Linked DNA regions of Homo sapiens: region 1 is linked to region 2. Evidence: chromatin loops called from intact Hi-C (ENCODE). Cell type or tissue: heart right ventricle. All regions are shown on one strand. Each heading gives the region's core, and the rest is flanking DNA. Links, peaks and the distances in the headings are about the cores only. Region 1 overlaps FLNB (filamin B). Region 2 overlaps SLMAP (sarcolemma associated protein).

What was found. Hi-C counts contacts between places; a loop is a spot of excess contacts. Peaks named below come from ENCODE experiments on the same cell type or tissue, not always from the same donor. Only the 100,000 strongest peaks of a DNase experiment are listed, where the experiment ranks them.
Region 1: a loop joins it to region 2, with 3 times the contacts of the local background. A loop is called at or near these places in 4 of 110 quality-filtered maps.

What each region holds. Positions count from the first base shown.
Region 1 is chr3:58,113,342-58,128,501 of GRCh38, reverse strand. FLNB (filamin B) reads right to left here. Exons shown (of 46, transcript NM_001457.4): 19 at 9,513-9,630; 20 at 6,999-7,261; 21 at 4,812-5,409; 22 at 3,997-4,170; 23 at 2,759-2,921; 24 at 1,740-1,900. Among named protein-coding and RNA genes, the nearest start is that of FLNB-AS1, 50 kb to the left of the region's middle. RefSeq lists a silencer at 12,010-12,159. In heart right ventricle, for the core only: no CTCF peak of the experiment used is centred there; DNase peaks (open chromatin) are centred at 8,071 and 10,841; H3K27ac peaks cover 3,715 bases.
Region 2 is chr3:57,858,247-57,873,406 of GRCh38, reverse strand. It overlaps SLMAP (sarcolemma associated protein), which reads right to left. Exons shown (of 25, transcript NM_001377540.1): 9 at 12,568-12,708; 10 at 11,321-11,458; 11 at 8,691-8,859; 12 at 8,550-8,600; 13 at 8,115-8,165; 14 at 1,709-1,771. Among named protein-coding and RNA genes, the nearest start is that of SLMAP, 110 kb to the right of the region's middle. In heart right ventricle, for the core only: a CTCF peak has its summit at 8,373 (motif pointing left); no DNase peak of the experiment used is centred there.

The sequences.
Region 1 (15,160 bases), core at 4,449-12,448, 250 kb before region 2:
TAGTTGTAAAAGCCCTAGACAGTAAGCTCCCTGAGGGCAGGAACTTTGTCTTGCCCACAGCTGAAGTCCCCTAGACTAGTGATTATAGGAATTTTTTAAATCTATATTGAATGAGCCGCAAGCACAAGTTTGAGGAGAAACATGTTGTTTTAAATGACTTGAGGCTTAAATGAGTATCTGAGTAGAATCAGTCTGAGTTGAATGTCAATACTTTCTGATCAGTGTGAGAGAGAGTGAGTGTGAGTGTGTGTGCACATTTCCATGTGGTAAGGGGGAAGCAGGAATGGAATCAGGAAAGCGTGTGGTCAGTGGACACTCCAGCTGCCTGAGAGTTAACCCAGAACCCAGCAGTGGGCCCCTCAACCTGCCCTTCCCCTCTCAGCGTGACCCAGAGAAAGAAGAACAAGACCCCGCTGAGGCTCTTTCTGCTCCTGGGGTCCTGGGGTGGGGCTTTGCCCTCTTCACACCACACCTAAGACAAGGCATAAGTGGCCCAGAACAGCCCCAGCCCTCGGTCTTCTGTCCACACCACACACTTGCCTGCCCTTTTAGAAATGGGGGCGGGGGAGGTGGTCTCAGAATTCACCACTATAGAATTCATCCATGTAACCACAAACGACTTGTACCCCAAAGCTATTGAAATAAATAAATAAAATGTGTGGGGGTGACAATCATTTGAGTAGATAACTAGAACCTATGGAGAGTCCTCCCCCCAAAACAAATGGAGGAGGGTCTTTCACTACTTAAGTCATATATTTATTTATTGTTTGAATCTTTACAGCAGTGGTTCAGGCTGAAGTGATTTTGTCCCTTAAGACATCTGGCAAGATATGGAGACATTTTTGGTTGCCACAAATAAGAATGGGGAAGGAGAAGTCTGCTATGGGCATCTAGCAGGTACAGGGCAGGGATGCTGACAAAAGTCTACAATGAACAGGACAGCCCCACACCACAAAGAATCATCTAGCCCAAAGTGTCATAGTGCCGGAGTTGAGAAACCGTGTTTCACAGTGATTACACATGACATCACTAAATACAAAAGAAAGAATTTGAATCTGCATATCTTGATCAGCTACTAGTATTGTCAGTGAAAAAAAAGAAACCAAGACACATGAATAAGGAGCCAAGCACAAAATAAGGTAGAAATTTTCTTTCTTTTTCTTTTTTTTTTTTTTTGAGACAGGGTCTTCCTCTGTCACCCAAGCTGGAGCGCAGTGGCGCAATCTCAGCTCACTCAACCTCCCAGGCTCCCATCTCAGACATCGTCCCATCACAGCCCCCACCCCACATAGCTAGGATTACAGGCACGCACCATCACACTCAGCTAAGTTTTGTATTTCTTGTAAAGATGGGGATTCCCCATGTTGCCTGGGCTGGTCTCAAACTCCTGACCTGAAGCAATCTGCATGCCTTGGCCTCCCAAAGTTTGGGGATTACAGGTGTGAGCCACTGTGATTTTCAACTTTGTAAAGAACCAGCTTTCCCCTGAATCAAGAACTAGGTCCTCCAACACACGCACAACTGTTTCCAGTCAAAATTCTAAGCCGATGCTTTTTGCCATGTTACCGGTTCTACTGGGAGTTGAGATAATCTTGGAGATGTAGCCCTAAGAAAAACTCTCCTTTTGCAGCTATTACAAATATCAGATTGTTTTCCCCACTCAGAGAGATAACCAAAATCAAACCCATTTTCCTGCAAAATCAATTATTCTCTGGGGTCCTCTCTGAGGAATAGCTCACCGGGGATGTGGGCTCCTCCATATGTGATATTAACATCGTAATCCCCCGGTGCGAAAGGAATGTACTCAGCACTGCAGCTGCCATCCTTGTTGTCTCTGCAATTTATCTTCGACTCTGATGGTCCCTCAACAGTTATGCCAAGCCCACCAATTCCTGCGCCTCTGGAAAGAGTGGAAAAGAAAGTGAAATGTGCACCATTTATTTATGCTGGTCTGCTTATTGCCAAAATTCATGCAAATTCCCTTTATAAACTATTCCACGTAGCCACCCCAACTCAATTACTACACCTCTCACATAGGGAATTTCACATTAGTATAATGTAAGTAAAGACACTCTGACCCCTCATTTTCAATGCTTATGCTTCATTTATTTTTCTTTTTCCTGAGACAGAGTCTCACTCCATTGCCCAGGCTGGAGTGCAGTGGCGCGGTCTCGGCTCACTGCAACCTATGTCTCTTGGGTTCAAGCAATTCACATGCCTCAGCCTCCCAAGTAGTAGCTGGGATTACAGGCGTGTACTACCAAGCCCAGCTAATTTTTATATTTCTTGTAGGGATGGGGTTTTGCCATGTTGGCCAGGCTGGTCTCAAACTCCTGGCCTCAAGCAATTGTCCCGTCTCGGCCACCTGAAGTGCTGAGATTACAGGTGTGAGCCGCCACACCCAGCCTATTTTTCTTATCTAATTGCACTGGCTAGGACTGCAAGTACAACGCAGGCATATGCCTTGCAACCAACTTTAATAAAAATACTTACAAGGTTGGCTACAAATTTTTACATTATCAAGTTATAGAGCTTGATTGACTCCTGGTTTGCTAAATAGTTTCATGACCATTATCAAGTGCTTTGGTATGTTTTTTAGGTATGCTTGGTCTTTCTATGTAACATAAGTCTCTACAGAAGGAAATACATGTTATAAAAATAAAAATTCATCTTATCAAAAGTTAGGAAACCATGACACATAGGTAGAATCTAGCCACAAAAGTGAGACTCAAGACACCAAATGTAGGGCCTTGCCTACCTGGTAACCACGGTGAAGACATTGGGCTTGTTGGTAAAGGCCTCTTTCAATCCAGGTCCTTGGGCTTGCACCCTAGATGGCTGGCAGCCTTCAGTGACAGCCACCTTGAAGGGACTGTTTGGGATAGGCACGTCATCATATGTCACCTCCACTACATGGAGACCTGCTCAAAACAACAAACAGAAACGCATATTTGCATACAAATCCCCTATTTGTGAAAAATGATTCTCTACTTCAGAGTTTCATCTAGCATCGAAGTCTGCATGCTATACTATGTTATTTGGAAAAGGGGGTTAAAAACACAGTAATGTGGCTGGGGGCAGTGGCTTACACCTATAATCCCAGCACTTTGGGAGGCCGAGGTGGGTAGATCACTTGAGTCCAGGAGTTCAAGACCAGCCTGGGCAACATGGCGAGACCCCATCTCTACAAAAAATACAAAAATTAGCTGAGTGTGGTGGTGCACACCTGCAGTTCCAGCTACTCAGGGGGCTGAGGCAGGAGGATCATTTGAGCCCAGGAGGTTGAGCCTGCAGTGAGCCGTGATCACACCACTGCACTCCAGCCTGGGCAACAGAGTGACATCCTGTTTCAAAACAAAACAAAACAATCCCACAGTAATGTAGGTATGATCTGACTTTTAAATAATACAAACCGTCTATCTGCAGTCACATAAGCCACTCCACCCCAACCAAGCAAATATTCAAGTCAGTCATCCTAAACAGACTACTCTCATTCGGGAAAACACCATCCAGCCATTAACCAAAAGAAAAAGCGAAACCCGTGAAACAGAAGAAACAGGCATCCACAAGAAGACTGAAAATATCTATATCAGAATATCGCAGGCTTCCGATCTCCAGGTAGTGGAGATATACATGGCACTTTTTTTTCTTTATGGTTTTCTATTTATTGAAATTTTTTATAATTCCTAATACTCAAGAAGAAAGAAATTCATACGCAAAGAAAAATGGCACAAATGAGCAACATCATGACATTACCCCATAACTTGCTGAGGTGAGACTGAGGCTAAACCCAGCCCACCTATTACACAAGGCCAGCAAGCCAGGCACTGAGTGGGCAGGTGACTGCAGCGGACGCTGACTTCCACTCTGTCACTCTGCACGTGGCCCTGCTGAGACAGGCCTAGCACATGGGGCAGGCATCAGTACCAGCCACCAGGAGGCAATGACCAAGGGCAGCTCTGAACGAGGGTCCAGTCCGAGGACAGGGCGGCTCACCTTTCTCAAAGGGTGTGTATTCCACCTGGTAGGTCCCATCCGCATTGTCTGTGACAAAGCACTCGGTGGAGGCCCCTGAGGGGTTGGCAATGTGGGCCTTGATGTGGTCACCCCCAACCTGGGTCAGCGGCCGAGAGTCAACTGTAAAGTCGGTGGTAGCTTCCCGGAACACATCTGCAGAGCAAGCACATAGCTAACACTGCCACCAGTACCCCAGACCCAAAAGCAAACCCCAGAACCAAGGTTCTTGGCACTTCAGGACACATGAAGTCCAATTTCAGTAACTGGAAAACTGGTTTTTCTAACTCTCAAATCAAGAATATTAACCCCCTCCATCCCAAAGAAGGCCTTTCTAGAGTAGCCACGGCTAAGTGACAACACGACTGCTCACACCGGGCTCGAGGACAGGTTAAAGGTTGAAGACTAACCTGCTGTGTGGCATGCAGGTGTTAGACAACACTACATTTTAAACTTTTTTCCAATTAAATGCCAACATGTTGTATGTTGAGTTTCCAGAGAAAAATCAAGATTTCTGCCTTTGCCAAAAAACTAGAGATTCTGCTGACAATGCTAGGTCCTGTTCCCCATGGAGAAACAGAAAACAGGGGTTGAGTAGCACGGTCCCCAGAAATGCAATGTGCTTAACCTTCACCAGGGCCCCCCAACTACTCCCCGAGGCAGAGGGAACAGGTGAGCACCGCCTTATATGTCACCTGGCTCCTGCAGGTGGCTGAGTTTGCAGCTCCAAGTTTCAGGTAGCCCTTAAGTCCCAGCTTGTCTTTTTTTTTTTTTTTTTTTTTTTAAATGAAACCCACCTTTCCCTTCTATTCCTGGTCCAAAGACTTTGATCCTGCTGGTGTCCACGGCGGGCTCCACCTTGACCCGGGCGGGGAAGTGTGGCACGAGTTCGCCACCATACTTCATGGTCAACGTGTACATGCCGGCCGTCAGGGGCACGTAGGTCACCGCGTAGGTGCCATCTTTGTTGTTCTGAATACTGACTTCGGCTTTTGTTCCCGAGTCCGAGACAGCTTCCAGGCCCAGGGCCCCCGGTCCCGCTTCCGAGCAGTCGACGCTAAGGAGGCCAGCTTCACCCACCTTCCCGTGCTCGAGACCTGGCCCCGATGCCACGACTTTAGAGGGGTCAAAGGGCATTTCAATGTCAGCTTTGAAGGGAGACCCAGGTATGTGGACTTCTTCAAAGAGGATGTTGACGAAGTACTCCCCGGGTTTTGTGGGAAGGTAAGAGACGGAGCAGGTCCCATCACCATTGTCGGAGCACTCGATTTTGGCCTCGCACGGACCTTCCACCGTTAAGCCCAGACCTCCAGTACCAGCTCCTTTGGTATCGATGGTGAACTCGGCAGGCTTGCCCACGAGACCACCTTCGAGGCCGGGACCGTGGGCCTTCACCTATTTGAGCAAAGAATAAAGTCAAACTGCACTGGGATCGCTGCTCAGCCAGCACTGCTTTCAACACCCATGCATATAATCAGCATGGAAGTGCATCTGAGCCAGGCAGCCCTTCTCTTGGGGCTTTATGTGTCACACGTGCACACGAGTTAAAGCTACAACAGTCAATGCAGCAAATGCCTCAGAACTCAATCACCAGCGAAAACCCACAGGAGAGAGGTGTGACCCCCATGGAGCAGCCCCTCCAAGACTCTCCTCTCTCCTACCCAACCTGACCCTTCTAAATCACAGGCCTGGACTTGGAAACCTAATGTCCATTCCAACAAAGATACACGAGATCCCAGGTTGAGGGCTCATGGAAGGGCTCTTGTGGAGCTAGCTGTGGCTTGGGCTGTTGCAATTTGCTCAACAAATTCTGCATAATAATAAAACTAAACTGTTTCTAAAAAAGAGTGAGGAAGGAGGCTTTCACCTCTAATTCAACAAATAAGACACCTTCATAGGATTCACACCATTGAGACCACTGGAAATCTTCCAAAACCCCTTGAGTCAGGGTTACTATGAAGAAATGACGATGAACTTTTTTTTTTTTTTTTGGAGGGGACGGAATCTCACTCTGTTGCCCAGGCTGGAGTGCAGTGGCACAATCTCAGCTCACTGCAACCTCTGCCTCCCAGGTTCAAGCGATTATCCCACCTCAGCCTCCCGAGTAGCTGGGATTACAGGCATGCGTCACCACACCCAGCTAATCTTTGTATTTTTAGTAGAGATGGGGTTTCACCATGTTGGCCAGGTTGGTCTCAAACTCCTGACCTCAAGTTATCCATCCACCTTGGCCTCCCAAAGTGCAGTGATTACAGGCGTGAGCCGCTGCGCCCAGCCAAGAATAATGTTTTTTTTTGTGGTTTTTTTTTTTTTTTTTTTGAGACGGAGTCTTGCTCTGTCGCCCAGGCTGGAGTGCAGTGGTGTGATCTCAGCTCACTGCAAGCTCCGCCTCCCAGGTTCACACCATTCTCCTGCCTCAGCCTCCCGAGTAGCTGGGACTACAGGTGCCCGCCACCATGCCCAGCTAATTTTTTGTATTTTTAGTGGAGACGGGGTTTCACCGTGGTAGCCAGGATGGTCTTGATCTCCTGACCTCATGATCCGCCCGCCTCGGCCTCCCAAAGTGCTGGGATTACAGGCATGAGCCACCGCGCCTGGCCAGAATAATGTATTTTTATATTACATGATTCTAGCTTCTGGAGGGTGAGCTCCGTCTGTGAGCTGGGTGCTGGGCAGAGGCCTCCACGTTTGCTAACTCACCTACCCCTTACAGGCTGGCTTTGTAGTGAGGACTGTGATTATGCTAACAAGCGAAGAAAGAAGACTCTGGGACAGGGAGCCCCTCACCAAAGTCTTGTAGTCAGAGAGCAAGAGGAGGAGCAGGGTTGTGACCCACCTACCCAGGGGACCTTTCACAGTGAATTGTGCTAACTTTCATCACAAAACGATTTTCAGAAGGTCTTTGCCAGGAAGAACCAGAGAAGGACTATGGTGTCATGTTTGACAGCAATGAGACAAGTTCTGGGACAAAAGCAAAGGCTGACCTTGCTGGGATCTGGTGGCAGCGAGGCCTCCACTGTGTAGGGGCTCCCGGGCACAGGGTGTCCATCGTAGGTCACGTCTACAGCATACAGCCCCTCCTCCCGAGGGATGAACTTGGCCGTGCTGTTCTCCCGGCCTGTCACAGGTGTCACTAGGCATGGCACGACCTTCCGAGAGGGGCTGAGGATTGTCACGTCCAGCTTCCCCTGGCCTCCTGCCCCCCTGGTATCAACGGTGAACTCCTGATCCTTCCCAACTTCCACCCCTGGAAAAGAAACACAAGCTGAGGTGAAGAGCTGACCCTTTTCAGCAGCAGGAACAATCCAGAGCACAGAAGCAATGGTTCTTTGGACACGGGGACTTATCTCAGCCTCCACTGTAAGCAACAGCTGCTGCAGAGGACAAGCAGCAAAGCTGAGTAAGTATCATCAGCATCTCAGCCTCAGTAACAACAAGTGTCGGCACAATAATCAATTAGTGATGACAGCAATAACGGCTATCATTTACTGAATGCATTTTATATGCCAAGCACAAATAGGTTATTGTCTTAATTTTCACCACAATCCTATGGGGTATTTATTATTAACCAATGGCTTTCACAGATGGGGAAACTGATGCTCAGAGAGGTTAAGTAACTTGTCCAGGGTGACATATGCAGCAGCCTGCCAAGCTGGGACTCAAAGTGAAATTTACCTGACCCCACAATCTTTGCTGACCAGAAAGTTGTAATCTGACACTGTCGTCTCTTATTTACTTACTTTTGGTGTTAACTTGATATCCAAACACCCTCATAAGTCAATGTTTTATTTACTAATTCTTGGCAGCCAACTCCATCTTATAGGCACCCCTCCCCCTCAAGAAAGCAGAAGTCACAGAGCTGCCAAATGCGAGCCGATTGAAGCAAGTGCTGAGAACTGACTGTACCGTGATGGTTTCCAAAAGGTCTCTGCAAAGCAGGGCTGCAGGAAGCCCAAGTGTTAGATTAGACAAGAACAGGGAAAGGACTTTACCCAAAACAAAAGCACTGGGAACACAGGGCCCCTGCCACAACCCAGAGAACCTTGACTCTGAAGGAACATAGGGCCTGGCAAGATGGACACTGCCGAACCACAGGCAAGGAGGTCCCGGATCGCTACTTCCCACCGGAAAAGAGGCTTTCCTAATTGGCACCCTGCTTTTCCTGTTCTGGAGTCAAAGCTCTCAGTGTCTTGGGGAAAGGAGTGACAAGGGGACACATGACAGGGTTGGGCAGTGGACGTTTACACACTCAGAGCTGGCTGCTCCAGCCACAAAAGCCAACAGTGAGCTCTCACTTTGGATCTCTGCAACTGGGAGCTGGCCTTGCTTGCAACTTGTGCACTTGGGTCACGAGTGAAGGAAGATGCTCACTAATGGCACTGCTAGTGGTACTCTGGAGAAACCCTCACAGGTGAATACAGGAGGCCCCGTCCTGGGGGTATGCACTCAGCCCTGCCTCAGTAAGCCTGAAACCAGGTGAATGTGAGCCCTGAGGTACATCCAGTCTGGAGCCACTCAGCAGTAAACACAGACGGAAAAGATGTAGGAGTGAATGATTCCCGAGATGCACTGTTGGAAGGCAGGCCGAAGAAGTAGGTTTATACAGCAGGGCAACTTTAATGCAAAATAAATACAGCCAAATGTGTTCCACAGGCACATCTATATGTATAGATGCAGAGAGAAGATCTGGAAGAACAGAAACTGAATTGAAAACTTTGGTTAACCCTAGGGAGAAGGAGAGGTGAGGGTTAAAGTGGAATTATCCCTTAACTGTAATGTTTTTTAGATGAAAAATGGATATATTTTTACTTGTATAAAAAAATCATTTTATGAGCATGTGTTGCACATCTGAAGCTGAGTGATAAGTACATCAGTGTTCATGTTATACTATTCTCTTTCCTTTTCTGTTTGAAATTTTCCCTACTAAAAAATAATCAGAAAATTGAAAATAAGCGAAATGAGCTTATACTAGTAAAATCCCTAACAAGCTAAAGGAACATTGGGATGGGGCAGAGGTGTGGTGGTAGTGACTTCTGAGTGCCAGGGATTTGGCATTTATGCTTGACTCGCAACCTTAGTGCGGATTCAGTTGCCAAGGATAGCTGGCACAGTTAGAAACTCATCAGAAAGCAACATAGCCCAAATTCTCTTTTTAATGAAAACTTCCTACTGCAATGCCAGGGGGCTGACTACGTGCCAGCCTCTGAACCATTAGCTCATATAATTTTCAAAATATTCCCATGGGTGTTCTCAACCTCTCCCCGCCGACCACCCCCCACTGTACAAATGAGAAAGCTGAGTCTCGGTGTGGCTAAGGGGCAGACACAGTCACAGTTACTTCACACCACGGCCTTAATTCGAACCAAAGTCTGTGCAACTGCAAAGTCTCTTAACATAGAATTTGCTTCTCTGCAAATTTCACCTTTTGAAGAAAATCTAACCAGCAGCCACGTTGGGGGGTCATCAACAACCCATCTGCTCTCCATTCAGGCACTTACTGTTTTCCAGCCCATTGAGTTTTATCTTGCTCAGATCCAGCGGTGCAGCAACACCCACAGTGAAAGGGCTTTTAGGGATGGGATCGCCACCGTAAGTCACCAGAACCTGCATGTTGCCCTGGAACAAGAGAGAAAACTCAGTTTACCTTTGGGTACCAAAAAGCTAACTTGGCATTTAAAATCCCCTCAAGATCCCTCATTCTTCTCACGGACAGGGGAGACTTGATTCCAATCAATGTAGAAAGTATCTTAGATCTATTTCTTCTAGCTTTTGACCACAAGGCAAGAATAACAGAAAAATTAGATCAAATAAGAGCAGCTAATAATAACAGAAGCAACTTAATGAGCATTTTCTACACACCAAGCACCATGCTATGTGCTTTTATGCATTTCCTCAATTCAAGATCAAAACAGTCCTAAGGGGTAGTTCCTACTGTCATCTCATTTTTTCAGGAGAGGAAACTGTGGCTCAGACTGGTAAAGGAACGTGCCCCAAGTCACACACCTTGGTAAGGGTGCGAGCTGGGCCTCATACCCATGGCCCCCAAATCTGTGTCCTAGCTGCTCTGCCACACCACCTCCCCATCATCATACCCAGTGCCAGCCAGTGCAGCTGGGCCTGGGGCCACTCACCAAACAGAACCATTTCTGTCCTAGGAATCAGTTTGAGGCCCCCAGGCTGCAACAGGGATTTGCAAGAGTTCACCTAGACCTGTGCTAAGACCATCGCACAATATCTGAACTTCCATTTCCATGTGAAAGAAAATAAAATTGCAAGTGTGAAGGCAGATGGTGCTTGCAGGATTGGCAGGCACCCTCACGGGTGGCCGGGTGGCACGCGATAGCCATGTGTGCGCCATTTCTCTCCTCTCGCCGGTTCCAGGCTGGCACACAGCCGGCTTCTTCTCTCCATGGTTGGCCAAGTTCCCTCCCTCCAAATCGAGGCTCCAAGAAATCTCATGGCTGTCTCAGTAGATCAAGATCCCCTTCACCACAATCGGCCAGGCATAATGTAACAGGAAAGTGTGAGGGAGAGACGAGTTCCCCCCAAGAATCCAGCAGCCTTGCTGGAATGCAGGCCCTGCTGAAAGCTGTTGCTGATCAAGTGTTAAAAGGGTGTAGCATTTGGCCTATGTATATTTTGTCACATTCCTTTTGTAATAAGGAAGGGGGTAAAGGCCAAGAAAAAAAAAAAAAAACTGGTTGCATCAATGAAGAGAGGATTAATTTTCCAGCATTTTTAAGCACTGCACACAAAACCAATTGGCCCCCTGCCTCATGTGAACAACATTTCCTGGTAAAATGTGTACAGGTCAAATTCAACAGAGCTGGGAGCCAGCCAAGGGGCAGGAAAGGTCTCCTTTTTGTACTGTTTAAGGCAGGACTGACTCGCTACTTCAGCCAACGTGGCATTCCCAACGTGCCAACTCTTCCCGAGCTTCCGTTTCCCCACAGCCCCTAACAATTCAGGGGCTCACTAAGCAGACCTCAGGCTAACCAGAGGTCTTGGGGATACCTCCTCCCTCACCCGCATAAAGTTTTCTGGCCTCTTCTCTGAAGTGCTAAAAAAGAGAGGGAAAAACCCTCTTCCAGTTAAGCCCACCCATCCCATAAAAGAAAGTATGCTCTTGTTACCAGTCAAAAACAAAACAAAAACTCAGATAGAAAATGAACTGTACCTTAAATAACCTAAGAAGGGGGAGGGAAAAAATCTCGGAGATTTACACCTACAATGCCTACAGCATTTTAAAGTGTCCCCTGAGGCCCCAACTAAGGAATGGACTGTGTTTATTCCCCAACAGGGCTATGAAGTGAGGGATGTCTGGGTAGTGATGGCCAGTGCATTTCGCCACGACTTCGCAGGCTGCAAGACAGTTTCACTCTCCTCTACATGCTTCTGAAACCTGAATCTTATTCTTCAAAATATACATACACAAGACACTGACCAGACAGCTCAGAAGAGGATGGGACTGAGAGAGCCACCCTCAGCACCATCCCTTTTAGGGCCCTCCAGGAGCAGCCAGGACCACCACGTTAAGAACATTTCAAGGTAGAAGCTGTTACTCTGTGAGGGTCTGTGAGCTCACAGGGATTTCTAAAGGTGCCAGAGTACTACATGGAGTGGTCCCCAATCCTAGTGGCTCCCAGCACAGCACGTAATGGAGACATTGCCACCAGCTTCTCAAACTGCTCTGCGCAGGGGAACGTGCGGTGAGAAATTTAAGCTGCTTGAAGCCACCCACAACCAAGAGAAGAGAAGACCAAAGTCCTCAGGGAAATCACTTCCCTTCTATAAAACCGAGTCTTTGACCTCTGGGAGGGTCCTCAAGCCCCAAGCCAACAAGTCCATTCCTCTAAGGCAAAACGCGCTCTACTTTTGCATCCTCAAGGGACTCACAGGATCCTACAGCCATCCACATCACTCATCCACCCCAGGCAGGCAAGCACCTGCAAGCTGTCACTCAGGGACTTTGCGAGGTGGAGTGGCAGGCCTGCAGGTGTCAGGGAGCAAAACCAGCAATCAGGGACCTGGGTTACTCAGGCAGGACCTCGGCTCCCCACGTGGCACAGCCTGTGTTCTGAGGGGGAAGCGCCCACACCAGGCCAGGACACACCCATGCCCAAGCAGCCACCTTTCTGGGGATTTCCAGCCTGTTATACCCTAAAACTACCATGAGAAGGTGTGCCTGTGGGTGTCAGCCCTCAAAGTATGCTCCCTCCCCCGTGTCAGGGGGTGGCTTTCTGGGCTGACCCAGGTCTCTTAACCACATCCAAGGGCACACTTCCTTAGCCCAGTCTTGAGCTTTTAGCTGCTCTTCAGAAAACAGAGTTCAAAGGAGAATGAGGAGGTGTTGGCATCACTCCTCTACCAGATTACAACGTTCTTAGGCCATCTCCGCTTGTGAATCCAGGCGCCATGTCATTTATTCGCTCACTCACAGCCATTAATCCACACAGAGCACTTATAGGGCCAGGCTCTGTGCTGGGGGTGGGGGTGGGAAGGAAATTCAATCTAAGGAGAGATTTAATGTGTTCTTTGCCATAGAAAAATAGGCAGAATTGCAAGTTGCCCAAATAATGAAACAATAAACCCAGCTCCAAGCAACAAACAACAAGAAGGACCCCAGTGCCACCCTGCAAGTCATTCACACTTGTGATTTACCTGAGGACTTTGGTCTTCTCTTCTCTTGGTTGTGGGGTTGTGGGTGGCTTCAAGCAGCTTGGATGTTGCCACTTGGTGGCAACGACCGCCACCAAGGCCCACCCGGCTCCTTGAATGCATCCTGGGAGCATCCGGACACAAAGCCCTAAGTGAGTACTCAGCATGGCAGCAGTTCTCAAACCTGCTGCTATCAGAGAACTGGATGAATGTGACCTTGGGGTGACTCTGAAGTAAGGAGCCTCCCACTCCAGCATTACTTCAAAGGGGACAAAACCGGACCTAGGCTCCTAATCTCCACTTCTGCCTCAACCAGCAGCAGGGGACGTCTGGGGTACTGGGTTCTGCAGTCCTTTCCAAGGATGCAGGTCAAACCCTGACCCTGTCCTGATATCTGCAACTTACTTTCTAACGGCTCAGCCAAAACACTAAAAGGCATATAGACATAGAATAAAGCAGAAGTCACAAAATGTTTTTAGAAGACGTCATGGCCTTGTGATCCCAGTCATTGTACGCAGACAGCTATGGCTTTCTGGTGCTTTCTCCTAAAGAATATGGAGAATTTGGCAACAAAGAAGATTCAGCGTGGTGCACCCAGTAGTAAGGCTCCCACCAACCCTCAGAACCATCAGCAGGAAAATAATTACCTACTTACTATTGAGTGGCCTGATGAGAAAAGAATGCTCTATCTATAAAAGTGTTAGTTTTATCATTACTAATAATGAATGTTTTGTTTTGGATTTTTTATTTTAAAGCACAGGAAGAGCAAGTCTGGAGATAAGAAGCCGCGTTTATAACCTGCACACGAGAACTGTTAACGGCGTGAAAAGGCAAACCAAGGAGTGAGAGAATATATTTGCAAATCATTTATCTGATAAGGAACTAATATCCAGAATACATGGAGAATTCCTAAAACTCAACATAAAATTAAGAAGGTTGATATAAAAATGGGCAAGTAGATAATTCTCCAAAGAAAATATGCAAAGGACCAATAAGCACATGAAAAGATGATCAGCATCACTAATCATTAGGAAAATGCAAATCAAAACCACAATAAGACACCATCTTACACTCAACAGGATGGTCACTATCAACAACAACAACAACAACAAAAAAAAAAAACAGAAAAAAAACAAATGTTAGCAAGGATGTGGAGAAACCAGGACCCTTGCATGCTGTTGGCAGGACTGTAAAGTAGTGCAGCCACTGTGGAATACAGTATAGTAGTTTCTCAAAAAATTAAAAAGAGATTTCCATATGATCCAGCAATTCCATTTCGGGTTTATAATCACAAGAATTAAATGCAGAGACTCAAAGAGATATTTGTACACCCAGCATTATTCACAACAGACAAAAGACGGAAGCAACCCAAATGTTCTTCAACAAATGAAGATGGCCGGGCGCGGTGGCTCATGCCTATAATCCCAGCACTTTCGGAGGCTGAGGTGGGCAGATCACCTGAGATCAGGAATTCAAGACCGGCCTGGCCAACATGGTGAAACCCCATGGTGAAACCTTGGCCAACATGGTGAAACATCTATACTAAAAATACAAAAATTAGCTGGGCATGGTGGCACGTGCCTGTACTTCCAGCTACTCGGTAGGCTGAGGCAGGACAATCACTTGAACCCAGGAGACAGAGGTTGCAGTGAGCCGAGACAGTGCCACTCCAGCTTGAGGAACAGAGCGAGTCTCAAGAAAAAACAAACAAAAAACAGACGAAGAGAGAAGCAAAACATATATACATACAGTGGAATGCAGCCTCGAAAAGGAATGAAGTTCTGACACGTGCTACAACATGGAGGACATATAGGAAGAAAAATAAATCAGTCACAAAAAGACAAATACTGAGGTCAGGCGCAGTGGCTCATGCCTGTAATATCCGCAGGTTTGGAGGCTGAGGTGAAAGGATTGCCTCAGCCCAGGAGTTGGAGACCAGCCTGGCCAACATGGCGAAACCCCGTCTCTACCAAAAATACAAAAATTAGCCAGGTGTGGTGGCATGTGCCTGTAATCCCACCTGCTCGGGAGGCTGAGGCAGGAGAATCGCTTGAACCTGGGAGGCAGAGGTTGCAGTGAGCTGAGATCATGCCACTGCACTCCAGCTTGGGCAACAGAGCAAGACTTTTGTCTAAAAAATAAATAAATAAAAATAAAAATTTGGGGAAGAAAGCACAAACAGCAGCAAGCCTGGATGTAAGGGGCCACATTTATAACACGACACACAGAATCCCTTCGCCCAGGGAATCCCTCCCACTGCAGGGATGTTCTCACAGTAAGGATTCCATCTCCAAGGGAGTGCAGCCCCCAAACTCAGGGGACAGTTACACCATGACCCCTTCCTCACTATAATCCTCTTTCTTCCCCACTTGACTCTTGACTGCTCCTCGCTGAGAGGACCCAGACGGGAGCAAGGCTTCTGAGCAGTGCTTCTGCAGAAAGCGTTGCCCTTCTTCTCCTACAAATGGCATTTCAAACACAGCAGGAT
Region 2 (15,160 bases), core at 3,980-11,979:
CTCAGACTCCCAAGTAGCTGGGATTATAGGCATGTGCTACCACCCCTGGCTAATTTTTGTATTATTAGTAGAGATGGGGTTTCACCATGTTGGCCAGGTTCATCTCAAACTCCTGACCTCAGGTGATCCACCCACCTCGGCCTCCCAAAGTGCTGGGATTACAGGCGTGAGCCACCATGCCCGGCCAAATATTGTTTTAAAAGGACAAAGAAATATGTCACATTTATTAAATAAATTGTCTCTAAGTAATACTCAACTTATACTTAATATTATAGTATCGAAACTGCAAAAACAGAAGCTCTGTGAAAACTATTAAATGAAATTCTCAGTTTCTTTGAAGGATCTCTAAGGAGTATAACATTTGATTTGTTGAATTTGTGTCTGTTTTAATTACCAGGTATGACCCATAGAACCCCCAAGCGCTCCTGAGGTAGTGGGGCAGGGTAGCGGGGGGCACATATGCATGAATATCCACAAAATGAAATTATGAGCATAAAAACTTGGGAAACCACATTTCCAAGAAAGGAGAGCAGAATGAGAAGAATGCCTGAGAAAGTATTTGCTTGATGGGAAAAACCGCAGACATTATCAACAAATCTTTACCACATACAATGACCTTTACTTAACAAAACCAAGAAAATATCATAACCTTGCAATTGTTACAGATTTAAGCAGCTTTTGTGACTTTCAAGTAAAAAGGAATTAATGACATCTTTGTTCAGAATTCAGCAGAGGTCTAAATCACTTCAAAAGCCAATTTATCGTTTTGTTTGTTTGTCTGTCTTTGGAGATACAGTCTTGCTCTTGTCATCCAGGCTGGAGTGCAGTGGCACGACCTCGGCTCACTGCAACCTCCACCTCCTGGGTTCAAGCAATTCTCCTGCCTCAGCCTCCCAAGAAGCTGGGATTATAGGCGCCTGCCACCACACCCAGCTAATTTTTGTATTTTTAGTAGAGACGGTATTTCACCATGTTGGTCAGGCTGGTCTCAAACTCCTGACCTCAGGTGATCCACCCACTTCGGCCTCCCCAAAGTGCTAGGATTACAGGTGTGAGCCACTGTGCCCAGCCAAGCCAATCCATCTTTAAAATATATATATTTTTTGAGACAGAGTCTTGCTCTGTTGCCCAGCCTGGAGTGCAATGGTGCGATCTCGGCTCACTGCAACATCTGCCTACCAGGTTCAAGCGATTCTCCCACCTCAGCCTCCCACGTAGCTGCGATTATAGGCGTGCGCCACCACGCCTGGCCTCTTTAAAATATTCTTAAAGATAGCCTTTTACAACTTCCCACGGATAGGCAGTGGAGGTCAGATTGTAGGACAATCTACTGCTACTACCTCTCTAAAAAGCTCCTGCTACTCTGAGGGCCATCTTCAGAATGGAGTGCCCAAACTAAATAATTATTTTTCTGGCTTCATTTTCTCTAAGAAATTTATTTAAGAACCTCAAATTTAACAAGCTTGAAAGTTTCCCTCTTTTTTATGGTAGCTATTATGAAATGCTCAGCTCCATCTGTGAAGGCAAATGCAACAGAAATACTTTTCTCAAAAGACAAATAGTTATGAAAAGGTTTGCTGCTGTCTAAAGATGCCCCTTTAAGCACTTCTGCTATAACAAACACATTGAGATCCTCATTTTACCTCTCACTTTTAAGTTTTAGCCCCTGACTTCATTAAAATCAATGTGAAAAATACTCTGTACTCACTCTGGCATTCTATGAATTGATGAATAAAAGTGCAGTCCCCGCCACTCTTTGAAAGCAAGTGCTCTAATAAAGAAAGAAACACCTTTAAGGATATAGTTTGTTGCTGTCTTTGAAAACCAACAGCAAAGGTAGGAAAACTGAAAAGTATTAACATGGGTACTAAGTAAGACTAATAAAGGCTTAATATATTTTGATACTAAAGCAGACATATTTTGGAGTTAAATGACTGAAAATTATTATTAATTTGTACACTGAATGGTTAGCTTTTAAAGGTGTAGTTTTTATCCAAAGAGCTCAAGAAAATCACATAAATATATTGCTTTAAAATGGTTCTTCCACCTTTTGTCCACTAGAACTCAACAAATACCCTTAAATAATTTAAGTTTGTCATTATTAAATTAAATTAATTTTCAAGTGATTGTTCTATCATACTCCCTCTTCAAAGCTATTCATCTTAGTTAAGAGGCAAAAGGTAAATACTTTAAGAATATCATAAAGTAATACCATAAGATTTTTAAGAAATTGATGTAATAAGTTTTACATATTCATTTCATAATCTTCCCTTTTGAGTCACTTAATCTGTACCTCATACAGTATTAAAACATTAAATTGTTTATCTCTGCCCAAATGACCAAAATCAGTGCCTATTCATTTCAAAGTAAGAGCTTGGTAAATGGTTTTGCTCAAGTCAAACAGAATTTATTTTTCATTTAAAGAAATGAATGGAGACAATAAAAATGTAACATAGTGGTTAAATAAAAGTTTCAGTTCTTTTCTTACAATAATCTTTATTGTGATTTAAAGAGTTACTTCTGAATCTGGATAATGTCCTTTAACGTGTATTTATATCTTTCAAAATGACCAAATCTATTTTGGAAGTTGAAGTGTTAAAAACATATTCTGACATAATGACTACTTGGAAAGTGTGAAAGCATTAGAATCTGTCAAAGGGGACACATGAGTTGGCACCATTCTCTCTATAAAAACCTCCTTCCCCTCTCGTCCACCTCAGGCCACGTTACTCCTCAGTCGTCTCAACTTTGCATGAGAGGCAGACACTACCTACTTAGATCATGCCTTACCTCTCTTTACATCCTTCCTGTTGGCTACCTTCTTTAATTCTATACTAAAATTTATCATTATGCTTTAATAAGTTACATGGTGTGCAGAGCCTCTCATCTATCATCACCATCAGTATAAGACAAAAACATGGAGGAAAAAGGTTGATAAAACTTGTGTTTTGGAGAGACCAATGCACTACATACCTAGAATACTATATAGTGATACAATATAGCCTCAAAAAGAAAAAAATACTAACAGCAACAGAAATTTGAAATTTAAAAAAAATCTAATAAATAAGAATTTGACAACTGGATCCAGGAAAAGCAAAACGGGAGCCCTCAGTATAATAGTAATTGCCAGGATAAAAAGTTGTTTTTCATAAATCCCATTTTAGCTATGGTAACACTTTAAAAACTCAAACTACATCATCATGTTATATATATATAAACTCATTTGGAATGATATTTTAACTTAACTAAAGGACTTTACAAAACATATTTGAAACATATTTCAGACTAATATCAAAGAACTTAAGATGACATTTATTAAAGAGGGACATCCTACCATTACTTACAAAGCTAACAATCACACTTTTATCTGAACTCTACATTAAAATATTTACTAAACTGGTTTAGATAAAATCTGATATTAATATAAAAAGATAGAGAACCACTCTACTTAAAATACATTTTATTTATATAAATGAGTTTCCTATGGATTTTTATTTATATACCTGTGTTATCTAATACTATAGCCATTAGCTACTGTAGTTACTAAACCCTTCAAATGTGGCTAGCTCTAATTGAGATGTCCTAAGCATAAAACAAATGTACAATGATTTCAATGAATTAGTAAGAAAACAGTGATATGAAATTTTATGAATAATTTATTAATCATTTTAATATTTATTAATATTGAAATATTTTGGATGCTGTAGGCAAAATAGATCATTAGAATTTGTTTTGTTTATATATATTATATATATATATATATATATATATATATAATAGAGATGGGATCTTGCTATGTTGTCTAGGATCAAGTGCAGTAGTTATTCACAGGTGTGATTGTAGTGCACTACAACCTCAAACTCCTGGCCTCAAGGGATCCTCCTACCTTAGCCTCCCAAGTAACTGGGACAACAGGCATGTACCACTGCACCCAGCTTTTTATATTTTTAATGTGTGTGGTGGTTAATACTGAGTGTCAACTTGAATGGATTAAAGGATACAAAGTATTAATCCTGGGTGTGTCTGTGAGGTTGTTGCCAAAGGAGATTAACATTTGAGTCAGTAGGCTGGGAAAGGCAGACCTACCCTTAATCTGGGTGGGCACAACCTAATCAGCTGCCAGTGCAGCTAGAATATAAGCAGTCAGAAAAATGTGAAAAGAGAGACTGGCCTAGCCTCCCAGCCTACATCTTTCTCCTGTGCTGGATGCTTCCTGTCCTCGAACATCAGACTCCAAGTTCTTCAGTTTTGGAACTCAGACTGGCTCTCCTTGCTCCTCAGCTTGCAGATGGCCTATGTGGGACCTTGTGATTGTGTGAGTTAATACTTAATAAACTCCCCTTTATATATATAATATATATAATATATATTATATATATAATACACATATAATATATATTATATATAATACACATATATAATATATATTATATATAATACACACATATATTATATATAATACACACATATAACATATATTATATTATATATAATACACACATATATAATATATATAATATATATTATATATAATACACACATATATAATATATATTTTTATATATAATACACATATATATATTTTATATATATATATATATATATATATATTCCATTAGTTCTGTCCCTCTAGAGAACCCTGACTAATACAATGTGGCTGCCAGAATTTTTTTAAATTAAGAGACAGGGTCTTACTCTGTTGTCCAGGCTGGAGTACAGTGGCACAATCATAGTTCATTGCAACCTTGAATTTCTGGGCTCAAGGGATCCTCCCTCCTCAGCCTCCCAACTACCTAGGACCACAGGTGTGTACTACCACACTTGGCTAATTTTTAAATTTTGTGTAGAGACAGAAGTCTCACTATGTTGCCCAGGCTGGTCTCAAACTAATGGCCTCAAGCAGTCTTCCCTGCTTAGCCTCCCAAAGTGCTGGGATTACAGGCACATGCCACCACACCTCACTAATTTAAAAAAAAAATTTTTTTTTTCTTTTTAGAGATGGGGTCTCACTATGTTGCCCAGGCTGGTTTCGAGCTTCTGGGCTCAAACAATCCTCCCTTGCTGGGATTACAGGAGCAAGCTACTTTGCCCAGCAGAAAATTTAAAATTATGTATGTGGCTCTCATTATGTTTATTTTTTATTTTTTTGAGATGGGGTCTCACTCTGTCACCCAGGCTGAGTACAGTGGTGTGATCATGACTCACTGCAGCCTTGACCTCCTGGGATCAAGTGATTCTCCCATCTAGCCTCCTGAGGAGCTGGGTCTACAGGTGCACACCACTATGCCCAGCTAATTTTTAATTTTTTTATAGAGATGGGTTCTCACTATGTTGCTCGGGCTGGTCTTGAACTCCTGGACACAAGCAATCCTTCCACCTTGGCCTCCCAAAGTGCTGGGATTATAGGTGTGAGCCACCACACCCAGCCTTATGTTTATTTCGGACAACACTGTCCTTTACTCTCTAAGATACATTCAGCTTATGCTTATTAGATAAGACACACAAAAAATTTACAGTACAAAACCTGTGCTTTTAGTAGCTACATTATATTTAATTTTTAAAATGGGATTCACTGAAAGTATTAGTATTATTAATTTTAACATCTTCAGATATTTAAAAATATTCTCTTACAACTATATTTGGCTCTCTACTATTTAAAGAATAATTTAGTTAAAATTATATAATATGGGTATGGACATTGGTAATACTGGGATACTTGAAAATTGGTTCATTATTATAAGTGATTTGGAATGGAATTAAGTGACGCATCTTATTCCAAAGTCCACCCTTAACTAAGTTTTCGTGTACATCTAGAAATTTATTGCTTAGTTTCTTTTAAAATATTCTATTAGTCACTATCATACCGTAACTCAATATATCACCACCAAAAAAGCAAGCACACAAATAAGGAAAAAATAATTATGGCAAGGAGTTACCTTTAAGTATCTAAAATATTTATTCTTAAAATCAAGGAGTCTTTAACAATTATATTAATACAATATGAAAACAGTCTACTATTATTTTCATCTGAACCAACTGGAACTGGAAAAAAATGAATCAGTAATTTTACAACTCTAAATAGTATAAAGATGGTTCCATGTACATAAAACGATTCTCTTAACTGAAGGAATGAATAGCAGGTTCCCAGCTTGGGTTAATACTAACATTATTAATATAAAATCAAGAGGGTGATGACTGATTGACTGTTTTGTTTTGTTTTGTTTTTTGAGACAAGAGTCTCACTCTGTTGCCCAGGTTGGGGTGCAGTGGCACGATCTGGGCTCATTGCAACCTCTGCCTCCCAGGTTCAAGTGATCCTCCTGCCTCAGCCTCCTAGAGTAGCTGGGATTACAGTAGCGTGCCACCACGCCCAGCTAATTTTTGTATTTTTTGTAGAGACAGGGTTTCACAAAGTTGTCCAGACCTTGGTGGTCTTCAACTACTGACCTCAAGTGATCCACCCGCCTTGGCCTCCCAAAGTGCTGGGATTACAGGTGTGAGCCACTGCCCCGGACATGATTTTTTTTTTTTTGAGACAGGGTCTCACTCCCATCGCCTGCAGTGGCATGATCTCAGTTCACTGCAGCCTCGACCTCCTGGGCTCAAGTGATCCTCCCACCTCAGCCTCCTGAGTAGCTGGGATTACAGGTGTGTGGCCACCATGCGTGGCTAATTTTTGTATTTTTTGTAGAGATAAAGTTTCACCATGATGCTCAGGCTGGTCTGAAACTCCTGAGCTCAAGCGATCTGCTTGATCGCAATGAATATAAACTACACCTTTAAAAATTCTCAAATTTAAATTCCATCAAATTGGAATTTTAAAAAGTCAATGCATTTTACAAAACATACGTAGAATAGTCAAACAGCAATGATTAATGAACATTTTTCTTGAGAGTTTCAAAATTCATTACATATGCAAATAAGGTTTTGACCTTGCAGCTAACATACACACAATTACCTGAGCCTATACTGCCAGCTCTTGATTAAAACCTGACCAAACAAAACCAAACCAAAAAAGAACCAAAAAACCCACCTCCTAACTCTACCAGTTTGATTGCTGCCCAAGAACTATTATGATATCCCTTGATACATGGAAAAAATATTTTGTCTTTTCTTTTCTTTTCTTTTCTTTTTTAAAGACAGGGCCTTGCTCGTCACCCAGGCTGGAGTGCAGTGGCACAATTATGGCTCACTGCTGCCTCAACCTCCTGGGCTCAGCTGACCCTCCCACCTCAGCCTCCCACGTAGTTGGGACTACAGGCGCACACCACAATGCCTGGCTAAGGGAAAAAATATTTAATAAGTTCTGGGTATCAACTCTGATATCTTCGACTAACTTCTGTAGAAAACTGAGATGAAAGGCACATAGATTGGTAAACACAGAAAAGAGTTTAATTTCTACTGTACTCCAAGCACCTAGCGCAGGGTCTGGCACATAGTTGGTGCTCAATTAATGTTAGATGGAAGGGGAGAGAAGGAGAATGACTAGGGATCTTCAAGACTGAAGGATAATAGAGGTCACTGGGTAAAAAGTACCCCGTGTAGTGACAGGAAAACCAATAGTGGCTATATGTTTTTGGCAAGAGAGAACCCACGCTGTCCAGAAAGAAGGGTCACAGAACCAACAACTAATAAAAGATTTTTCTGATGGCAGAAAAAACTGACCCTGTTCTCTCTGATCAATGAAACAGATGGATAAACAAAGTAGTTTCTATGATATGTCCAAGGGCTCAATAAGCTGTTAAATAAACTCGAATGTTTTAAATGGGGGTCAAGTATCACTGGAGGCAGAACTTGATGAAACAAAATGGTAGTACAGCTCTTCGAAAAACAGAGTGGGGAAAAAGATCTATATTATATATTGCTAAAGGTGAACTTAATAATTTTCTGATTTGAGTAATTGAAATTTCCATATAACAAGGGATATCTAAGAATTGATCACAGCATCAACTCTTACAAAATAAAGGAAAGCTTGATTTTTAAATGATGGGGTTCAATGATCTGTGAGAGCATGCTTTTCATTCCAAACACTTAAAACCCTGAACTCCTTATCCTGCTTAAATACTAAAATGATATCATAAAAAGTATATATATATTTAAGTTTTTTACACTACCTTTTTCTGTGCTCCCATTTATTTTAGGTAAGAAGTCATCAACTTGTATCCCTAGGATTAAGACAGTATATCATTGCCTGATCAAAGAAGTATTACTTTAAATGTGGTCTCAAGTGTAACCATGGCATTCTGCATTCCTAAGATTAAGATTGTATAGAACACTTTAAAAGGGATCCTGCTGTTCATGTACTTTTCTTATTTAAATATCCCGAGGTAGAAGATCTCAGAGCAGAAATTTCACTCATCTCAAGGAAAACAATGGTGCCCACTGGTGGCAATCAAGCATATTTTTAAAGAAAATTTTCTAAAAGAATATAGATACTTTATACCTAATACATAAAACATCCCTTAAAAAATGCAGTGTGAGACAGTAAACAAGGTCAAAAGTTTAAGGATAAAATTCAGGTTTAAGTAAGAAATATGGATGCCACCTACCCAAGCTGCTGCATTCTTTAAGAGTTTTCTCCTGAAGATGTTCTAACCGTACTGTAAATAAAAGTCCAAAAAAAAAAAAGATATTTCACAGATAACAAGAAAAAAAATAAAATAAAATCAATTTCTGGATTAGCTACTTACCTTGTAAAGCTGTTAGCCTTTCATTGGTGAAATCATTATCAGCTTGCAAAGCTTCTATTTTTGCCTGGAGCTCCTGTTCTTTTTCTTCCATTTCATCTATTTTATGTTGTAATTCTTTTTTCTCAGCCTGTCCCTTCTGTTGGATTTCCTCTTGTTTTCCCTCTGCTACCTAGAAAAATAAGAAAATTCAGTTATTTAACAAACCTAACTCTGTTTTAAGAGCGAGCCCCAGGAATGCCTTTATTCACTTAAACTTCTAAGAAAAGTTTGTTCTGTAGAAAAGAAATGTTCTACAGAACATTATCTGTAAACCTGACATTTCTTTCTTTCTTTTTTTTTTTGAGATGGAGTTTCACTCTTGTTGCCTAGGCAACCTCCGCCTCCCGGGTTCGAGTGATTCTCCTGCCTCAGCCTCCCAAGTAGCTGGGATTACAGGCATGCGCCACCATACCCAGCTAATTTTGTATTTTTAGAAGAGACGGGGTTTCTCCATGTTGGTCAGGCTGGTCTCGAACGCCTGACCTCAGATGATCAGCCCACCTTGGCCTCCCAAAGTGCTGGGATTACAGGCATGAGCCACTGCGCCCGGCTAACCTGACATTTCTAAACCAGTAAAGATGATAAAGACAAAGGCTTGATGTCAAAAATTATCTGCATTGGGTTATTCCTCCATAACACCCAGGAGAGAGAAACTTGGAGGAAGCAAGTAGGCTCAGTACACACAGAGGTAAAGGGTCAATGTGGAAAAAAAAATCGTATTTTTAAAGAGGGAAGTAAGATTTTTCCCTAAAATTACTATCATTTCAATTTTGAAGTTCTATCATGTTAACATTCTGAAATTTTAAACAAAATTATTTAGTAACGAGATGACAGTACAATCACTATTCAAAAAGACCTCTCTGCCTATAGTTTGGATGTTCGTCCCCCAAGCCTCAATGTTGAAATTTGATCCTCAGTGTTGGAGATGGGGTCTAATGAGAGGTGTTTGGGTTATGGGAGCAGATCCCTCATGAATGGCTTGGTGCTGTCCTCATGGTAATGAGTGAATTCTCACTCTATTAGTCCTATGAAAGCTGGTTTTTAAAAAGAGCCTGGCACCTCTCCCAGACCCTCTCTCACCATGGAACACGTACCAGCTCCACTTTGCTTTCTGCCATCAGTGGAAGCAGCCTGAAGCTTCAGCCTGCAGAACTGTGAGCCAAATAAACCTCTTATCTTTATAAATTACCCAGGCTCAGCTATTCCTTTATAGCAACAAAAATGGACAATGACAATCTCCTTTTAACAAGACCAACTTTGAAAACTATCATAGGTTAACCAACGGAGGTATGCTCTGGTCTTCTCTAACAAACACATATCTTCTAGGCACTCAATCCATAGTTTGAATTAAACCAAGATGGACCTTCACAAACAGTTATAAGATTTTTTTTTTCCTCAGTTATAAGATTCTAAAGGACCAACTAGACATTACCCTATCATTACCCTATGATCTGATCTGTCCTTATCCTAGATGTCTCATAGATAGAGGGAATGGCAGCTAAAGCAGAGTTAACAGCATCCCTGAAAGCTAAAAGGGAGATCATTCCCAGATTCTCTCTGGGCTTGTTCCAGCACAGCACTAAATAGCTGGGCCCTGCCTTTTAGATGGCCTAATGATAAGCAGTTTTAGGTTTTAAAACATCTGAATATCATGGGTTTTGCTGATTCTCATCTACTTCCTGTTATATATTTTAGAAATGTCTATTGTGAAGCACTGACTACATATTCATCCAGAGGAACTATGTCAGCATTTACAGGCTTTCAATTATCTATAGTAATGGAGGTTGGGCTAAATGGAATACAGACACCTTATTTTCACTATAAATTTCAACTGTTACCAAATTTTTACATCAATAACTATTCAGCAATACCTAAAATCTTTTTTTATAGAAATCTTATTTAATATGTAGTACCACCTACATCCTGCTTTCATACTTTCAGCATAATTTAACACATTCAAGGAGACTATGCAAATCAATTCAAAATATCTATCTATACCAGTGGTTTTCAAACTGAATTTTTTTTTTTTTTTTTTTTTTGTGAGACGAAGTCTTGCTCTGTCGCCAGGCTGGAGTGCAGTGGTGCAATCTTGGCTCACTGCAACCTCTGCCTCCTGGGTTCAAGTGATTCTTCTGCCTTAGACTCCCAAGGAGCTGGGACTACAGGCATGTGTCACCACGCCCAGCTAATTTTTGTATTTTTAGTAGAGACGGGGTTTCACCATGTTGGCCAGGATGGTCTCAATCTCTTGACCTCATGATCTGCCCGCCTCGGCCTCCCAAAGTGCTGGGATTACAGGCGTGAGCCACTGCGCCTGGCCCAAACTGTTTTTTGTTTGTTTGTTTGTTTGTTTTTCCTTTGAGATGGAGTATCGCTCTGTCGCCCAGGCTGGAGTGCAGTGACGTGATCTCAGCTCGCTGCAACCTCCGTCTCCTGGGTTCAAGCAATTCTCCTACCTCAGCCTCCTGAGAAGCTGGGATTACAGGCGCCCGCCACCCCACGCCCAGCTAAAGCAATACCTAAAATCTTAAGCTATCTAGTGTGTTAGGGATTATTAGCTTAACATACTTTCAGGCAGAGTAAATACATACCTTTAATTTATCAGATAAATCTTTAATCTCATTAACTGCTCCATTATATTTGTTGGCTAATTCTCTTAATTCTTCCTGAGTCCTTTCATTCATTTCTTTCAGATGGGTACATTCATCTTCAGTATTACTCAGACTTCGCTGCGATTCAAGTTTACAGGCAATTTAATTAGAATAAGTGTATATTTGTTATTTAGAATTCCTTCTAAATGAAATTTATAAAAAGTATAATTCTATGGACTATTCTAAATCAACATCTGCCCTGGACTTTAAATAAAGCTGAGTCAAATAACATAAGAATTTCAATTCACACTAAAACAGAAAACATAACTAAGAATTAACAAAAACAACAAAAAAATAAAAGTGGAGGGAGAGCAGGGGCAGGAAAAGGATGCTGCCTTTATATAATTACATTTTTGAAAGGCCAATGGGTATGACTTTTAGCTGTGAAAATATTTTAAGCCTATCAATCCTTGAAAGCAAGTTTAATAATATCCAGCAATCAATTTAATAAAAAATTAAAAGACACTTAGTAACTTTCTTTATATATCAAATTAATCACACAACAGTGAATCAGGCACTATGGGATGAGGTAGCAATACAAACTATACCTGTAGTAAGGAAAGGTATGTTTACCATTTAGTTTCTGATGAGCATTTTAACTAATTCTAGTAATACATTATTTATGTGGTAATTTTGCAGTGGTTCAAAGAAAAGATCTATATTATGAATTAGAATTTTTTTCCCCAAAGCAATAAAAATTGCATTTTGATTGCTCCTCCAAGACCTAGAAAGGACCTTGGAGATGATTTCACCTTTGAACTTCCTAAATATATGACACAGCTAGTTTTCCTCTCTGCAGAGTGAATTAAAAAAGAACAAGTAGTGTAGACTCTTGGCCTTACACTGACCCCCCTCAAATAGAAGCAAAGCAAAACCAAGTGACAGGAAATCAATTCCCCAGCACATATCATGGTCTGCTGTATGGAGGGTGAATCCTAAGCAGAATGCAAACAATAAGATTCCCTGGTTACGCTTTTATTTCCTCAGCCATTGACTAGGGAGTAAGTACCAAAACTCACATGGAGAATTGCTGTCAATGAAAGCAGCGTAACTGTTCCTTCCCACCTGACAGACAGAAAGTATTTCCTAACTATATAATAATACCCAAGTTTAAAGTATCCTGGAATGCTTGAGATTTTTTTGAACACTCATAATACTATTTAGTATTTTTTTTTTGATTGAAATACCTCAACTTCTGAAAGTTTTCTAACCACTTCAATTTTCTCCTGAAGAACCCGCCTCAGGGACTCTTTGGCTGTTGTCTCATAGTTATGTTTATCCTCTTGTAATGCTATAAGTTCCTTTCGTAAACTATCTTCTGTTTGATTCTACAATAAAAGATATTTATAATTATAGACAAGTTATTTTTTAAAAGCATTTATTGTTTGAAAAAAATTAACACATTATGATATACTTTAAATTATATATTAAGGTACCTCCAAACATAAATGATTCTGGCCCTGTATTAACTAAAGATGTATTTACAAGTTGCATAAGTAAATTATGCCTTCACAAACTTACTAATTTCCACTTCCTATAGAAAAAAAAAGTTATAGGCAATTGAGAATTTCCCTAAAATATACAAAATTAGTTACTTTTATATTTGTCATATTTTCTGCAAGCCACCATATTCACATTTGTAGGCAAAAATAATCAATTACCTTCAAAGGCACCAAGCATTCTGAAACAATGGTTAAAACAAAAGGAATAAGAGTACCATGGGGGAAAAGCAGACTTCATGTCTGGGGCAGGAAAAGTACAAAATGAGCCTGAAACATCTTGTCTGAAATGACAGCATGAAGCTATCACTCTGAAGACATTTACACAGACCAAAGATGGGATAATTTGAGCATCAATAAGAAAAATAGGCTGGCCGTGGCACTTTGGGAGGCCGAGATGGGAGGATTGCGTGAGCCCAGGAGTTCAAGACCAGCCTGGGCAACATAGCAAGACCCTGTCTCTAAAACAAGAAAAACAACTGCACCAGATTTAAATACATCAAATATGTTTAAATCTAAGTGGAGTGAGAAAACACTTCATGGCCAGTCTTTGGTAGATGAAAAACCACCAATTCATTATTCTGAAATCTAATAAATAAGGGGAGAAAATCACTTATCTTGCTTTCCCCGTAGAAAACATACCTCAGGGTTATTTAAATTTTTTTATTCCAATACCTTTAGAGATACAAGTGGTTTTTGGTTACATGGATGAATTATGTAGTGGTGATGTCTGGGGTTTTAGTGCACTCATTACCTGAGTAGTGTATATTGTATTCAATAGGGAGTTTTTCATCCCTCACTCCCCTCTCACTTTCCCAACTTCTGAGTCTCCAATGTCCATTATAGCACTCTTTATGCCTTTACATACCTATAGCTTAGCTTCCACTTATAAATGAGAACATGTGGTATTTGGTTTTTGATGCCAAAGTTACAAAAAACAATGGCCATTGTTTTTCCTTTTTTCGTTTTTTTAGAGACAGGGTCTCTCTTTGTCACCAAGGCTGGAGCGCAGTTCTGCGATCATAACTCACTGTAATCACAAACTCCTGGGCTCAAGCGATCCTTCCACCTAAGCCTCCCGAGTAGCTAGGACTACAGGTTATGTACCACTATGCTAAGCAAATCTTTAATTTTTGGTAGATACTGGGTTTTGCCATGTTGCCCATACTGGTCTCAAACTGCCCCCGCTTTTTTTTTTTTTTTTTTTGAGACAGTCTCGCTCTGTCGCCCAGGCTGGAGTTCAGAGGTGCGATCTTGGCTCACTGCAACCTCCACCCCCACCGGGTTTAAGCAATTCTGTCTCAGCCTCTTGAGTAGCTTGGATTACAGGTACATGCCACCATGTCCAGCTAATTTTTGTACTTTTAGTAGAGACGGGGTTTCGCCATGTTGGCCACGCTGGTTTTGAACTCCTGACCTCAAGCAATCCGCCTGCCTTGGCCTCCCAAAGTGCTAGGATTACAGGCATGAGCCACTGTGTATGGAAGGAAACTTCTCTTTATAGAAGTAACCCAGCTAAATAAGTGAAGGAATAACAGAATTACATCATTATTTTTGTAACTTTTTTGTTGTTGTTGTTGTTGTTGAGACAGAGTTTCACTCTTGTTGCCCAGGCTACATTGCAATGGCACGATCTTGGCTCACTGCAACCTCTGCCTCCTGGGTTCAAGGGATTCTCCTGTCTCAGCCTTCTGAGTAGCTGGGATTACAGGCATGTGCCACCATGCCCGGCTAATTTTGTATTTTTAGTAGTGATGGGATTTCTCCATGTCGGTTGGACTGGTCTTGAACTCTCGAGCTCAGGTGATTCGCCCGCCTCATCCTCCCAAAGTGCTGGGATTATAGGTGTGAGCCACTGCGCCCAGCCTTATTTGTAACCGTAATGAAATAATGGATCTAGCCTGGGATCATCAATGATTGATAAAAATCTCAAAAAGAAAGACAACTAGACATTATGTTGTCCCTTGGTGGAAGAACACAATACCATCCATAAAGTGTTGTTGACAAAAAGAAAAACTGAACCTAAATCACATCAAATCTCTAGATGGAACTACTACTTTATGGAGTGGGAGGGGGAGCTAAAAAATGTTTAAATAACAATGCAGACTGAGGGAAATTCTAGAGGACAAATGACCCAGTTTTTTCAAGAAATATTAACTGCAATAGAAAAAAGACAGACTTGTACATGGGTATTCATTATGTAATTATTTTTATTTACATGGATGTCTGACGTTTCTCAGCACAAAAGATTTAAAAGAATTGTGGAAATGTATGAAGTTTT